3 separate regions of the Homo sapiens genome follow, and all the other regions are linked to region 1. A link is an interaction called in ENCODE POLR2A ChIA-PET data of the cell type or tissue named here. Cell type or tissue: OCI-LY7. All regions are shown on one strand. Links, peaks and the distances in the headings refer to the core of each region. The heading gives the core; the rest is flanking DNA. Region 1 overlaps AKAP13 (A-kinase anchoring protein 13). Region 2 overlaps AKAP13 (A-kinase anchoring protein 13). Region 3 has its middle 73 kb from the start of MIR7706.

What was found. ChIA-PET counts read pairs that join two places held together with the same protein. Peaks named below come from ENCODE experiments on the same cell type or tissue, not always from the same donor. Only the 100,000 strongest peaks of a DNase experiment are listed, where the experiment ranks them.
Region 2: POLR2A ChIA-PET joins it to region 1 with 8 read pairs; 13 of 35 experiments call an interaction of 5 or more read pairs at or near these places.
Region 3: POLR2A ChIA-PET joins it to region 1 with 7 read pairs; 5 of 35 experiments call an interaction of 5 or more read pairs at or near these places.

Annotation. Positions count from the first base shown.
Region 1 is chr15:85,438,418-85,443,896 of GRCh38, forward strand. The region is part of intron 1 of AKAP13 (A-kinase anchoring protein 13); the gene reads left to right. Among named protein-coding and RNA genes, the nearest start is that of AKAP13, 61 kb to the left of the region's middle. RefSeq lists an enhancer at 2,337-2,526. In OCI-LY7, for the core only: no CTCF peak of the experiment used is centred there; DNase peaks (open chromatin) are centred at 2,281, 4,824 and 5,294; H3K4me3 peaks cover 2,132 bases; H3K27ac peaks cover 3,446 bases.
Region 2 is chr15:85,385,181-85,390,659 of GRCh38, forward strand. The region is part of intron 1 of AKAP13 (A-kinase anchoring protein 13); the gene reads left to right. It also overlaps the pseudogene RNU7-79P. Among named protein-coding and RNA genes, the nearest start is that of AKAP13, 7.3 kb to the left of the region's middle. In OCI-LY7, for the core only: no CTCF peak of the experiment used is centred there; DNase peaks (open chromatin) are centred at 2,971 and 3,946; H3K4me3 peaks cover 3,046 bases; H3K27ac peaks cover 4,977 bases.
Region 3 is chr15:85,304,825-85,310,303 of GRCh38, forward strand. No RefSeq gene overlaps it. Among named protein-coding and RNA genes, the nearest start is that of MIR7706, 73 kb to the right of the region's middle. In OCI-LY7, for the core only: no CTCF peak of the experiment used is centred there; a DNase peak (open chromatin) is centred at 2,327.

The DNA.
Region 1 (5,479 bases), core at 379-5,378:
ATCCCCATAAAGCTACCAATGACTTTCTTCACAGAATTGGAAAAAACTACTTTAAAGTTCATATGGAACCAAAAAAGAGCCTGCATCGCCAAGTCAATCCTAAGCCAAAAGAACAAAGCTGGAGGCATCACACTACCTGACTTCAAACTATACTACAAGGCTACAGTAACCAAAACAGCATGGTACTGGTACCAAAACAGAGATATAGATCAATGGAACAGAACAGAGCCCTCAGAAATAACGCCGCATATATACAACTATCTGATCTTTGACAAACCTGAGAAAAACAAGCAATGGGGAAAGGATTCCCTATTTAATAAATGGTGCTGGGAAAACTGGCTAGCCATATGTAGAAAGCTGAAATTGAATCCCTTCCTTACACCTTATACAAAAATCAATTCAAGATGGATTAAAGATTTAAACGTTAGACCTAAAACCATAAAAACCCTAGAAGAAAACCTAGGCATTACCATTCAGGACATAGGCATGGGCAAGGACTTCATGTCCAAAACACCAAAAGCAATGGCAACAAAAGCCAAAATTGACAAATGGGATCTAATTAAACTAAAGAGCTTCTGCACAGCAAAAGAAACTACCATCAGAGTGAACAGGCAACCTACAAAATGGGAGAAAATTTTCGCAACCTACTCATCTGACAAAGGGCTAATATCCAGAATCTACAATGAACTCAAACAAATTTACAAGAAAAAAAATAAACAGCTCCATCAAAAAGTGGGCGAAGGACATGAACAGACACTTCTCAAAAGAAGACATTTATGCAGCCAAAAAACACATGAAAAAATGCTCATCATCACTGGCCATCAGAGAAATGCAAATCAAAACCACAATGAGATACCATCTCACACCAGTTAGAATGGCAATCATTAAAAAGTCAGGAAACAACAGGTGCTGGAGAGGATGTGGAGAAATAGGAACACTTTTACACTGTTGGTGGGACTGTAAACTAGTTCAACCATTGTGGATGTCAGTGTGGCGATTCCTCAAGGATCTAGAACTAGAAATACCATTTGACCCAGCCATCCCATTACTGGGTATATACCCAAATGACTATAAATCATGCTGCTGTAAAGACACATGCACACGTATGTTTATTGCGGCATTATTCACAATAGCAAAGACTTGGAACCAACCCAAATGTCCAACAATGATAGACTGGATTAAGAAAATGTGGCACATATACACCATGGAATACTATGCAGCCATAAAAAATGATGAGTTCATGTCCTTTGTAGGGACATGGATGAAATTGGAAATCATCATTCTCAGTAAACTATCGCAAGAACAAAAAACCAAACACCGCATATTCTCACTCATAGGTGGGAATTGAACAGTGAGATCACATGGACCCAGGAAGGGGAATATCACACTCTGGGGACTGTGGTGGGGTGGGGGGAGGGGGGAGGGATAGCATTAGGAGATATACCTAATGCTAGATGACGAGTTAGTGGGTGCAGCGCACGAGCATGGCACATGTATACATATGTAACTAACCTGCACAATATGCACATGTACCCTAAAACTTAAAGTATAATAAAAAATAATAATAATAATAATAATAAATAAAAACCAGGTTGTCACTGAAAAGTTAAGGAAGCATTTGGAAATTACTGTAAAGGAAAAAGAACACCTAACAAAGCTTTCAGTGTTGGCAGTGTTCTGTGCCCACCCTTTATGTATTTAGCAATTACTTTAGCTGAACCAGTTTGTTCATATAGAAGAACCAGTCAGAATGTCTCTGCCCTTCCCTTCCTCTAAGCACACACAATGGTCATCTCCTCCCTTTGCCTTTTCTTTTGACCATGACTAGCAGGTCCTCAGCTAGCTTACTTGTTATAGACTTGTTCACACAACTTTATAGCTCTGTTTCTGTCAGGCATATTTCTGTTTTATAGATGAAAACTTTTTCTTAATTTAAATTTCCCTTTTCCTGGAATTTATTCATGTGTTCTGAAATGCTGCTGTTATTGTAACTTACTGACTGTATTGTAAATTCATGGATTTTATCTGGGAGGATCTTGACTTTGATACTGAAGAGCTGATGCAAAATCTTAAACAGGCCGATGAAAAAGAGCTTGTCAAATAGATAAAGGAGCTTTCTTCTTTCTATATTCATCAGTAAAAAATGTTCTGTCTAGGATTTGCATAGATGACTCTTTTCAAAATCAGTTTTCACCTGAGGTCATTCAGGTACCTAAAAGGGAGGGGAGTATCTAAACAGTGACAAAGTTGTCAACAGGGCGTTGCATCAAGTTCTCTTACACACTTTCCTTTTTGCTATGAAAGCTGCTTTCTCAGAGCCATCCAGTTACTCTTGTCATATATGCAGTTTGAAGAAGTTTACTTCTGCCTCTTTTTTCTCACCTCTACCAAGGTAATGATGACCATTTAGAAGCCAAGGATTAATTTTGGGAATGGCTTAGTGTGGTGGAAATTTTTAAAAAAATTCTGCAGTGGCTTAAATAGTGCAAGTAGATTTCACTGTAGGGACTGATATAGCAGTTATAAGAGCCCACGGTTTGAAAGCAAGAGAAACTCTAAAAAAACAAAACAAAACAAACTGATGTCATTGGTGTCATTCGAAGGTTTACACATTTCTGTTCACTTGAGGTCTTTTTTGTAATTATGTTTTCACATATGTAGATACCTAGGAGTGGAATTGCTGGGTAACACTGTTTTCCAAAGTGGCTATACATTTTACAGTTCCTCCAGCAATATATGAGGGCTTCAGTTTTCCACACATTTTGCCAATACTTGGTATTTTTAATCTTTTTTTTAATGGCCGTTCTGGTGGGTGTGTATTGATAATGACCAATAATGTTAAGCTTTTTTTTACTGTTCATATTTGCCATTTGTTTATTTTCTTTGGTCAAGTGTCTGTTCAAACCTTTTGCCTATTAAAAAAATTTACTGTTTTTGTATTGAGTTATAAGAGTTCTTTATATATCCTGGATATAGGCCCTTTATTAGTTTATATAATTGGTAAATATTTTTTCCTAGTCTCTGACGTAGAGTCTTGTCTTTTAATTTTCTTGATGGTGTCTTTTGAAGAGGAAAAGTTTTTAATTTTGATGAAATCTAGTGTATCATGTTTTCTTTTATGGATCATACATTTGTTGTCATATATCTAAGGGATCTTTGCCTTAGCCAAGATCACAAAGATTTTCTCTTATGTTTTCTTGTAGATATTTCATAGTTTATTTTGTAAGTTTGTATCTGTGATCCATATTTGGGTTTATTTTTGTGTATGGTGTAAGCTAGGGTATAAGTTCATTTTTTGCATGTGGATATTTGCTTGTTCTGGTGCCATTTATTGACAAGTCTCTTAAAAGTTTTTTTTTTCTGTTAAACTGTATTACTGCAGTAAATAGTCTTACATATGCTGTGAACACACGCCTTCATTTTCTGACTGAATTGGGAGAAGAGGGAGGAAAGGAGTTTGTCTTGGGTCTTGGCCTTATTGTAGGGAGCTTTTCTATCATAGTTCACTTTGCTTTATTCTGCCCTTTAAGAAGATATTCACAGTCTTTGGGAACAACGAATAGAGTTCTGGTCAATTTGGCTTTAGTTAAGAAGGTGACTCTGTTATCCTCTCCCTAGGGATGATTATGAAATCTTATTTTGCACAGTTAGGGCTGGGTAAGCCTAGGATAGTACAAGCTATTGGACAGAACATTTGTTAAAAATATTTTTAGGCTGGGCGCGGTGGCTCATGCCTGTAATCCCAGCGCTTTGGGAGGCTGAGGTGGGCGGATCACGAGGTCAGGAGTTCGAGACCAGCCTGGCCAGCATGGTGAAACCCCGTCTCTACTAAAAATACAAAAATTAGCTGGGCATGGTGGCAGGTGCCTGTAATCCCAGCTACTCAGGAGGCTGAGGCAGGAGAATTGCTTGAACCCAGGAGGCGGAGGTTGCAGTGAGCCGAGATCGTGCCACTGCACTCCAGCCTGGGTGATAGAGCAAGATTCTGTCTCAAAAAAAAAAAAAAATATATATATATATAATATAAAATATACATATATAATATACATAATATATATTATATAATATATATAATATATATTATATTATATATAATATATATTATATTATATATAATATATATTATATATATATTTATTTCTAGCATGAGAATGATGAAACTCTTCTTAAAACATTTTATTTTCTTTTTCCAAATAGTTGTTTCTAACTATAAAACTAAAACATGTTTATTACAGAAACGTTTGGAAATTACCACAAGTATGAAGAAAAAACTTTCTTCCCCTATCATTGCCATCCTGATTTTGGCTCAGCAACACTTTTAATTTTGTGCAATTGAAATAGGGACTCTGGACCACTTAGTTTCTTGGAATAATTTTTGGATCTACTGAAGGATTCAGGCCTTTTAAAAAATATTTCTCTTGAGAAGGGAAAAGGATGGGAACTCACATTTGATGAGCATCTATTGTGAGCTAGGCCTTGTATCCCAGAAAGCTCTGTGAAGCATTAAAATTACATTAAAATAGCATGAAAAATTTGTTTCCTCTCTTCATCCTCCCTAACTCCCTGCTTTTTTTAGGCTTGGGTTAAATAATTTGCCCAGTGTCACTCAGCTAGTATGTGGTAGGTTTGAAAAGTTGGGGAAAACTTAAGTATCATTCAGTTAAAATTGTTAACCTGTGTCTTATTTCATGGTTTAAGAAAGATAGTTCTCCCCCCACCCCCCAACACAGTTTTCTGGCTTCTGTGGTCTTCCTTTTATTTTCTATCAGATTTAGAAGTCCCAAGATCCCCTTATGTCCTACTCAAATTAAGACTTGTTTCTCTTCTCCTTTCTGTATTGTGCTTTCAACTCTGAGGCCCTGTTTTAGCTTTGGTGTTTATTAGCTGAATAAAAAGATAAAGTGAGAGAGCTTAGAGTTTTAATAGGGAACATTTCTTGAATTGGATTGATTTCATCATCAATTTTACTTTCTTAAGTATTAACTAATTACTAGCTGTGGATTCCCAGGCAAGTCCACTCACTTTCTTCATCTGTAAAATGAACTACCTACTCAGCAAGGATCCTTCTGTGGTGTATCAGCATTCCTTATTATTATTATTTGTTTTTGTTAGTAGAACCATGAAATAAATTTCTGGCGATATGGGCACAGAGTATTTGCAGTTGTAACACAATGGTAAGTATCTATATCTAAACATAGAAAAGGTACAGTATAAATACAGCATTATAATCTTATGTGACCGACTGCTGTCTTATATGCGGTTCGTGGTTGACTGGAAAGTCATTTTGTGGTACATGACTGTATTTGCATTTGTGTCAGTGGGTAAAAAGCACTGGTTTCATGTAAAAAAAAAAAAGTGTGTGTGTGTGTGTGTGTGTGTAGGGTATTTGTGATTCTGGAGCCTGATTTTTCCTTCTTCATTTAGGAGGTATTTATGACTGTCAAGGCTACTTGACTGCCAGAACTTGCCATTGATGTGC
Region 2 (5,479 bases), core at 330-5,329, 53 kb before region 1:
TTCTACATAACCAACTGCAGTTATTCACAACAAGAAAGATTAACGTTAATTCTATAATATTATTCAATACCTATTCAACTTTCTCTATTTGTCTCCCAAATATCTTTTATAGTTGATTAAGAAAAATTTTGGACAGAGTAAAATTAAAGTTCACTCAGCACATCATTATGTCTCTTTAGTCTCTATTTTTTCATTCTTTAATTATTCATATGTATAGTTTACATTCACTAAAATTCCGCCATTTTAGTGTAACATTCTCTGAGTTTTGACAGGTGTATACATTCATATATCCACTGCTGCAAACAGGACAGTCCCTTCATCCTCCAGAATTCTTCTGAGCCCTTTTGTACTCAACCGGTTCTCTACCCCCAGACTCTGGAAATTGCTGATCTGTTTTCTGTCTCCATGGTTTTTTGCCTTTTCAAGAATGTTGTAAAAATGGAATCACACGGAATGTAGCCTTTTTATTCATTTGCCCAATGACTAATGATATTAAGTATCTTTTCATCTGATTATTTGTCATTCTTTGATGTCAATTCAAAATCTTTTGCTTAAAAAATGAGTTTTTGTATATACTTTGGAATCAAATACATGATTTGCAGATATTTTCTCCTAGTCTGTTTTTACTTGTCTTAATAATGTCTTTTTTTGTTTGTTTGTTTCGAGATGGAGTTTGGCTCTGTCACCTAGGCTGGAGTACAGTGGTGAGATCTTGGCTCACTGCAACGTCTGCCTCCTGGGTTCAAGTGATTCTCCTGCCTTAACCTCCCGAGTAGCTGGGATTACAGGCACACACCACCACACCCAGCTAATTTTTGTATTTTAGTAGAGATGGGGCTTTTCCATGTTGGCCAGGCTGATCTTGAACTCCTAACCTCAAGTGATCTGCCTGCCTCGGCCTCCCAAAGTGCTGGGATTACAGGCGCGAGCCACTGTGTCTGGCCTTCTTGTCTTAATAATGTCTTTTGAAGAGCAGAAGTTCTTAATTTTTATGATATCCAGTGTTTTTTTGTTTTTTTGTTTTTTCCCTGAGTGGATCATGCTTTTGGTATAATAGTTTAGAAATCTTTGCCTAACTTAAGAGCTCAAAGACTTTCCCCTATATTTCCTCCTACAAGTTATTATTTTTTTTTTTAGAGATGGAGTCTCACTCTGTCATCCAGGCTGGCGTGAGTGAGATCTTGTTCACTGGAATCTCCGCCTCCCGGGTTCAAGTGATTCTCCTGCCTCAGCCTCCTGAGTAGCTGGGATTACAGGCACCCACCACCATGCCTAATTTTTGTATTTTTACTAGTGATGGGGTTTCACCATGTTGACCAGGGTGGTCTGAACTCCTGACCTCAAGTGAGCCACCCACCGCAGCCTCCCAAAGTGCTGGGATTACAGGCGTGAGCTATTGTGCCCGGCTCGCCTAGAAGTTTTATCATTTAAAATTTTATATTTACATTTATTATCTGCTTTGATTTAATTTTCCTAAATGGTGCAAGGTATGCATTGAGTTTATTTTTTTGTGGATGGATTTACAATTTTTCCAGCAACAGTTTTTGAAAAGACTGTCCTTTCTCTGTTGATTACCTTTGTGCCTTTTTTTTTTTGCAAGTTGATCATAAATGTGTGGTTTTGTTTCTGGATTCTCTCTCCTATTCCATTGATCTGTGTCTTTCATTTCTCTATCACCTCACTGTTGATTACTGTCACCTTAGAGTAAGTTTTAAAATCAGGTAGTGTGAGTTATCTTATTATTTTTCAGAATTGTTTTTTGGGTATTTTAGTTGCATTGCCTTTTGTGCATATTTTAGATTCATCTTGCTGTTATCCACAAGTCCTGCTGGGTTTTTCTTTTTCTTTTTTTTCTTTTTTAAGATGAGGTCTCAGCCGGGTGTGGTGGCTCACGCCTGTAATCCTAGCACTTTGGAGGCTGAGGCGGGTGGATCACCTGAGATCAGGAGTTCGAGACCAGCCTGGCTGACATGGCAAAACCCCGTCTCTACTAAAAAATACAAAAAATAGCTGGGCGTGGTGGTGGGCGCCTGTAATCCCAGCTACTTGGGAGGCTGAGACAGGAGAATTGCTTTAGCCCGGGAGATGGAGGTTACAGTGAGCCGACATTGCGCCACTTTACTCCAGCCTGGGTGATAGAACGAGAGTCCGTCTTAAAAAAACAAAAAAAGATAGGGTCTCACTCAGTTGTCCAGTGTGGAATGCAGTGGTAGGATAACCACTCACTGCAGCCTTGATCTCCTGGGCCCAAGCGATTCTCCCACGTCAGCCTCCCAAGTAGTTGGGATCACAGTCATGCACTACCTGGCTAATTTTTTTATTTTTGTAGAGACAGAGTCTCTCTATGTTGCCCAGGCTGGCCTCAAACTCCCGGGATGAAGTGATCCTCCCACTGTGGCCTCCCAAAGTGTAGGGATTACAGGCATGACCCACCATGCCCAGCCTGCTGTGGTTTTTGATTGGCATTGTGTTGAAGCTGGAAATCAGTTAGGGGGCAATTGACATTTTAATAATGAGCCATGAACATGGTATATCTATTTAGACCTTAGATTTTTGATTAGTGTTTTGTAGTTTTTAGCAATTGGATCTTGCATGTGTTTTGTAATCTTATACATGTATTTCATGTATTCTGGTGTTGTTGTGAATGATACTTCTCAATTTCCAGTTGCTCATTGCTGGTATATAGAAAGATCATTTTATATTATTTGCTGACCTTGGATCCTACACCCTTGCTAAACTCATTTTTAGTAATAGAAGCTTTTTTTGTAGATTTTTGGAATTTTCTGCATAGACATTATTGTCATTGGCAAATAAGGGCAGTTTGATTTCTTCGTTTTCACTTTGTATACTTTCATTTCCTTTTTTTTTTTTTGAGATAGAGACTCGCTCTGTCACCCAGGCTGGAGTGCAGTGGTGCGATCTCAGCTCACTGCAACCTGTGGCCCCCCAGGTTCAAGTGATTCTCGTGCCTCAGCCTCCTAAGTAGCTGGGATTACAGGTGCATGTTGTCATGCCCGGCTAATTTTTGTATTTTTTTTTTTTTAAGTGGAGACTGGGTTTCACCATGTTGGCCAGGCTGGTCTCAAACTCCTGACCACAAGTGATCCGCCAGCCTCAGCCTCCCAAAGTGCTAGGATTACAGGCGTGAGCTACAGCGCTGGGCGTGATTTCTTTTTGTTACTTTGCTGAACTATCTAGGACCCTCAGTGTAATGTGTAATAGGAGTTTTACAAGTGGACATCCTTTCCTTTTTCCTGATGTTAGAGGGGAAAACACTGAGTGTTTGACCATTAATATGATGGTAGCCATAGGTGTTTGTTTTTGTAGATGTCTTTTATCAAGTTGAGGAAATTGTCTTCTATGTTTAGTTTGCTGAGAGTTTTTATCATGAATAGATATTGAATGTTGTCAAAGGTTTTTCTGTATTTATTGACATAATCATATGTTTTTTCTTCTTTAGTCTGGTGTAATACGTTGAAATAGCTTTGCATTCTTGTGATAATACTCATTTAGTCGTGATGTATTATTTTTTACATGTCTTTGGGTTCCATTTGCTACTGAATCTTTTTTTATTTCTTCCATTTGTTTCCCGTTATGTTCATTTTAAAAATAGGTTCTTGATCATATGTATAATATTCATGATAGTTGTTGAGTCCTTATCTGTTAAATGTCAGATGTCTCCTTGGGGGTAAAGTTATTTCAAACACAAGAACCATTGCTTTAAAGAGTATCATACTTTGTTTTGGCAAGTTAAGTTGCCAAACTTATGTGTGTAAGTTGCTTGTTACACCCCATTACTAAGGCATGAAGCTCCTGTAGTTTTCATTGAAGAATTGGGCTCTCCTTGAGGACTCTATTCTGGCAGTTGAGAACACAAATGTCTCCCAGCCCTGTGTGAACTTTGGAGATCATTTAGCTTACAGTTCCTGGGTGATTCTTTGCGTGCCCTCATGTATTTTTACAATATGCATGCTTGGCTTACTACTGGGTGTGAGACTCATGGGGCCTCTATGCTGATTTCTGGAGCTCCTTTTTCATACAGCTCCCTCCTCTTCTCTCGTACTCTGCAATTTTCAAACTCCTTAGCCTTCCCAAGCTATGTTTGTTTTCTAAACTTGACAAGGCTGTCATGTTGTGCTTGATCCTCCTCATTGCACCATGGTCTAGAAGGTACCTCCAGCCAGAAAGCTGGGGCGATTTTAGGGCTTATCTCATTTGTTCCCTTCTCTTTGGGACTGCAGTTCTGTGCTACCTGTTGTTCAGGCTCTAAAGGATGCTGCCTCATGCATTTTGTCCACTTTTCTAGTAGTTAGGGAGGATGCCAGGATAAATCTGGATCCAGTTACTCCGTCATGGTTAGCAGCTGAAGTCCTTTGGGTGAGTATGCTTTGTTGGTGGTTCTTAAAATTTCATTACAGGATTCTCAAAATCTTTGGGGGTATAAATAACAAAGAAGTATTTGTTGACTATCTTCTGACAGTAGCTCAGCCATTGCTTTGTGGGAAATACAAAACAATGTAGGTATCTTTTAGTTGAAGAGGCACATGGTACATACCTAAGATTAATCAAAGAAATGAATTGCTATGGTGATGAACAGAAAGAGAAGGATCACTATAATCTATTATTTTCTGTCCCCCCGTGGGGGAGTCTTCCAGTGAAAAGCAGAAAACCTGCTAGACAGATTCTAAAAGATCTGTAACACTTGTGATCTGGTGTTTTCATGTAGAAATGCTTGCTTTTGCGTTTTTGTTTCTTAGCATATATGCTTTATGTCGCAAGTTGTAGTGAGTCAGTGGGTAGAGTGCTGGCTCTTTCAGGTGCATTTGCTATTTATTTACTATGCAGCTTTAGGTAAGTTATTTGTCTCTGAAATCTAATCTTCTCTTTTCTCTTGGCAAATGGTTATATGACATACCTTGTAGGGTTGTTTGTTAATTTTTTCAAGTATCTTTTGTTTGTCAGGCACGGTTCTAGGTAATGGGAATTCAGTGACATCTGTAGTTGCTGCCGTTAATCTATATCCTATTGAGGGAAGTAGAAAATAAACGAGTGAACAAACAATTGCAGTCATGTCTGGTGGTGATGATTCTAGGAAGGATATGAAGAGTATTAGCAGAGATTGGGGAGGTCAGACAAGGCCTTACTGAGGAGGTGAGATTTGAACAGACCTGAAGAAAGTCAAGGGAGCAAGTCACATGAAGATTCAGAGGAAGTATGGAAGGAACATCAAGTGCAAAGGACCTGAGATGGGAGAATGAACAGGGAGCCTGGTGTGGCTGGAATGGGTGAGAAAGAGCGTGAGGAGATAAGGTTTGTATGTGTAGCCAGAGACCAGATCAAATAGGCTCTTAGGTATGGTGGGAAACAGCTGAAGGATTTGAGCAAGGCATGACAAGGTTGATTTAGGCTTTAAAAACTTTACTCTTGGCATAGGGAGCAGTAGTGGAAACGGAGAGACTAGTTAAGAGATTTGCAGTCG
Region 3 (5,479 bases), core at 345-5,344, 130 kb before region 1:
TATATTATATATTATTATATTATATATATAATAATATATTATGTATTATTATATTATATATATAATTTTATAATAGTAAAAACTAAAATAAACCAGTTTTTCTATCATTTGGGGAATAAGTAAACTATATAATGGGATACTATCCAGTAAAACTTAATGAATGTTCATTTTTAATTTAAAAAAGTAAATTACAAAAACGATACATGATGCCATTTATATACATTTAAAAACAAAAGCAACTCCATTGTTTCAAATCCATTCAGGTCTGAACATATACACATATTTGGTGGTACATTTAGCTATACTAAAAAGTATTAAAACAGGATGGAAGTAATACACACTCACTTTAGGATAAGTGGTTAGCTTTAAGAAGAAAAAATGGGGTGAGTAATATAGTTTATGTCTCCTACCTCACTGTTTCTCTCTTCTTCTTCTGGTACTCTAATTACACTTATGTTAGACCATTCGATATTGTCTCACAGCTTTTGGGTGCTCTGGGGTTTTTACTTTTTTTTCTCTTTGGGTTTTGGTTTGCATAATTTTTAACGACCTGTCTTCAGGTTCATATATTCTTTCCTCAGCAATGTAAAGTCTCCTGAACTGCTCATTGACATAATTCATATCTGTTACCTTGTTTTTTATTTCTATCAATTAAATTTGACTCTTTCATATATTTTATCTCTCTACTGAAATCCGTCTATTCATACATGTTGTTTCCATTTTCCAATGGAGCCTTTAACATATTAATCATAGTTATTTTAAGTTCCCAGATAGTCTCAACATCTAGGTAGTCTTTAGGATTGCTTTTATTCTCCAAGATGACAGATTGGAGGTAGTGTTCACATGTCACTCCCACTTGGAAAGACAAAATAGCCTGTATATATTCACCCTGTGACTTTATTCCCAAGGAACACTGCAGGAACTAAACAGGAAAACTAAAATCCACAGATTATTTTTATTTTATTTGTCTGAGATGGAGTCTCACTCTGTCACCCAGGCTGGAGTGGAGTGGCACAATCTCAGTTCACTGCAACTCCGCCTCCCGGGTTCAAGCAATTCTCCTGCCTCAGCCTTCCGAGTGGCTGGGACTACAGACATGCATCACCACCAGTTAATTTTTGTATTTTTAGTAGAGACGGGGTTTCACCATGTTGCCCAGGCTGGTCTCAAATTCCTGACCTCAAGTGATCCACCTGCCTTGGGCTCCCAAAGTGCTGGGATTACAGGCATAAGCCACCACACCTGGCCCACAGATTATTTTTTTAAAGTAGCAGGCTGCAGCCTATGGCACCAGCCAGGTTAAAAACAAAACAAAACAACAACAACAACAAAAAAAAAAACTGTAAGTCCCCAGAATGTGAGAGGGGAAGTGACTGCCTCCAGGGTATACACCCCCACCAGGGAACCTGGTAATCTAGGCCACAGGGAAAGGCCTTAACCAACACTGGAACTGATTTTGAGAGTGGAGAGGAATATTAAAGCACAAACGGCAGCAGGAAGAACTCTGCATGCACTCCCAGTCTCCAGCATCGACCAAGGGAAGCCATTCCTTATTCTGCCACACAGGAGACCTCACAAAAGTCTGCCAACTTACTCAGGCAGCAGCCATTGCCTGAGTTAATTAAAAGAAGCTCCCAACTGAATTTCACGATATAACCTCGAGTGGGGAAGAACTCCCTTGGCCAGAACCCGGGAGCGAATGGGAAGTGTGCTGCAGGCATGAGCAAATGAGCCGGGTGCCCCGGCTGTGCAGGCAGACTGGCAGGGGCATGGCCTGAAAGCCATGGTTCTTGTCTCCACAGGGGAAGGCTTATGGCCCAAGGAAGTTTTGAGTTCTAAGCATAGATGGCCAGGAACTTAGCTGGCTGCTGCTAGCAGAATACTGCAGGTAAGAGATCTGCCTTGCCAAGTGCACGGGAGCTGGGTGGGGCTTACTGCTGCCTGTTACTCCCCACTCCCTACGTGAACTCTTCTATGCAGCAGATGCAGTTATGCTCCTCTCTGGAACATGATCCCAATGGCCAAAGAACCACCTCCACAACTCCCACAGGGGCCACTGCTAGCACCACATGTGAAGAGTCAAAACATGGACCTGCCTGACCCAGCCCCCACCTGCTTTGCCCACCACCTGCCCTGGTAGCTTAACACGAAAGACAGAAACTTTTAGGAGCACAAAAAACAGAAACTTTTCAGAGCTTTATGGCCCCACCCCTTGCCTGATTATCCAAAGTACCAGCCCTGGGTAGCATAAGGCAAGCACAAATCCCATCACTTCTGCTATAGCTGGTGCTCTTTGGCAAGCATCACTTCCTGGCTGGAGGCCAACTCACACCGTCCATTACAGCATCTGCAGGTAGAATAACACTGTGCCCAGGAAGGAGAAAACTTGTGTGTGAACCCAGCCATCACCATTGCCTGCACCACTCTGGCTAACCAGGAGGTCCTGAATCTGCCCATGTGACCTACTTATTACTACCCAAATGGGCATTTGAGGAAGCCAATACACGAAGACTTTCTATAACCAAGGAATCTCTGAGTCTATGTCACTCCCCTGCCACTCCTGTTAGAGCTGGTGCTGGTACCTGCTACTGGGAGACTTGAGAGCAGGTCATAAATCTGGATCCCTTGCAGATATTCCCTAGTACCAGGCTACAGTGTGGCAGCCGCATTGGGTGGCTAGACTCAGAGGAGTAACAGCATTCACAGTAGTCTGGCTCTCAGGGCCTCCCACTCCTAAAGGAAGGGGGAATGCACCCCATCAAGGGAACACCCTGTGGGACAAAAGAACCCAGGTGGCAAGCCTTGAGTCTCGGGTCTTTCTGCTGGTGGGAAGTTTCCTTCAGCAGAGGCACAATTGCAGTGGTGGGATCAGCAGGGAAAATCTGTAGCTCTCCCCCGACAAGTCAGGCAGTGTTGGTGTTTGTGAAGGGCCTTGGAGAGGGGGATTTCTTTTCTACCTCATTCACCACTGCAAACACAGCTGGGGCTTTTCCCATGGGAACTCAGTGTGGGTGCACCTCTAGACAGCCTCTCTGGAACACTTCAGGGTGACTGCATCCCTACTGGAGGAGCACCCTCCAGGTGCAGGCTTGCACAAGAGACAGAGTCACAATTCCTCTCTGCTTGGAACATCAACATTCCTGCAGATGAGTAGAGGTGCTTATCTGCTCTAAATAGCCAGAACACTGGATCAAGAGTTTGTCTGGGAGGTGGATCGCTCTCCTGCTGGCCTGGCAGAAGAGCTGAGGTGGCTCCAGTCCTTCCTTCTGATAAGACCTCAGCATGCTTCACTGAGAGTTCCCCCAGCCATCTCTGTCAAGGCAGGGACCTCTGTCCATCATTGGTTATTGCATTTACCCACCTGCTTTAGCCACAGCTGGTTTTCACCCATGGCCTAGCTCCCCTTTTGGTCTGAAGCCTGGACTATTCAACCCAGTAAATAAAATACTTGGGGACAAATAAATAAAGAAGTGCATAATATGGGGGAATGAGATAAGCTTCAAGAGACCTCTGTCATTCCAATCCTATGGGAGACAGTGAACTTGCTCACGCACTGAGCACAGTGCTACTACAACCAGCATCTGAATAAGCCATCATCCAAAGACTCTACAACCAAGGAACTCATACAGAGCCTTCACCCCTGAAAGCACCCCTGAAAGCATACAAAGCCTTCACTCCTGAATTAGGTTACAATAAACTATAAACATTTAAGTCACATCCTTAAGGGGGGGAAAAGAAATTTAAAAAAAACACAGTTAGGCTGGACACAGTGGCTCACACCTGTAATCCCAGAACTCTGGGGAGGCCGAGGACAGCAGGTCACTTGAAGTCAGGAGTTCGAGACCAGCCTGGCCAACATGGTGAAATCCCATATCTACTAAAAATACAAAAATTAGCCAGGCATGATGATGAGTGCCTATAATCCTAGCTACTCAGGAGGCTGAGGCACGAGAATCACTTGAACCCAGGAAGTGGAGGTTGCAGTGAACCAAGACCATGCCACTGCACGGCAGCCTGAATGACAGAGTAAGACTCTGTCTCAAAAAATGAAGAAGAAGAAAACAAGAAGAAGAAGAAGAAGAGGAGGAGGAAGAAGAAGAAGAAGAAGAAGAAGAAGAAGAAGAAGAAGAAGAAGAAGAAAAGAAATAACAAAGATGAGAGCAGAACTAAATGAAATTGAAACCAAAAAAATACAAAAGATCAATGAAACAAAAAGCTGATTCTTTGAAAAGATAAACAAAACTGATAGACCATTAGCTAGATTAACCAAGAAAAGAAGAGAGAAGATTCAAATAGGCTCAATTAGAAATGAAACCGGAGACATACAACCAACACTACAGAAATACAAAATGTTATTGGAGACTACTCTGAACACCTCTATGCACACAAAACAGAAAACCTAGAGGAAATGGATACATTCCTGGAAGCATACAACCCTCCTAGATTAGATCAGGAAGAAACAGAAACCCTGAACAGACCACTAACAAGCAATGAGATTGAATCAGTACGTTTTTTAAAATGCCAACAAAAAAAAAATTCCAGGGCCAGATGGATTCATAGCTGAATTCTACCAGACATTCAAGGAAGAGTTGGTACTAATACTACTGAAACTATTCCAAAAGAATGAGAAAGAGGGAATCCTCTTTAAATCATTCTATGAAGCTAGTATCACCCTGATACCAAAACCAAGAAAGGACATAACAAAAAAAAGAAAACTCCAGACCAATATTCCTGATGAATACACATGCAAAAACCTCAATAAAACACTAGCTAACCAAATCCAACAGCACATCAAAAAGACAACACACTGTAATCAAGTTGGTTTCATCCCAGGGGTGCAGGGATGGTTTAACATATGCAAGTCAATAAATGTAATACATCACATAAATAGAATTAAAAACAAAAACTATATTATCATCTCAGTAGATGCAGAGAAAGGATTTGATAAAATTCAGCATCACTTTATGATTTAAAAAACCCTCAACAAACTAGGCATAGAAAGTACTTAATAAATTTTCAAGTTAATAAAGTACCCAAATTAATAAAAACCATATATGACAAATCCACAGCCAAAACCATATTGAATAAGAAAAGGTTGAAAGCATTCCCCCTGAGAGCTGGAACAAGACAAGGATGCCCACTTTCACCACTTCTATTCAATATATTACTGGAAGTCCTGGCCAGAGCAATCAGACAGGAGGAAGAAATATAGGGCAACCAAATTGGAAAAGAGGAACTCAAACTATAACTGTTCACTGATGGTATTATCATATACCTAGAAAGCCCTAAAGACTTCTCCAAAAGACTCCTAGATTTGATAAATTAATTCAGTAAAGTCCCAGATTACCAAATCAGTGTACACAAATCAGTAGCGCTGTTATACACCAACAATGGCCAAGCTAAGAATCAAATCCAGAACTCAATCTCTTTTACAACAGCTGCAAAAAAAAAACAAACAAACAAACAAACAAAAAACAAA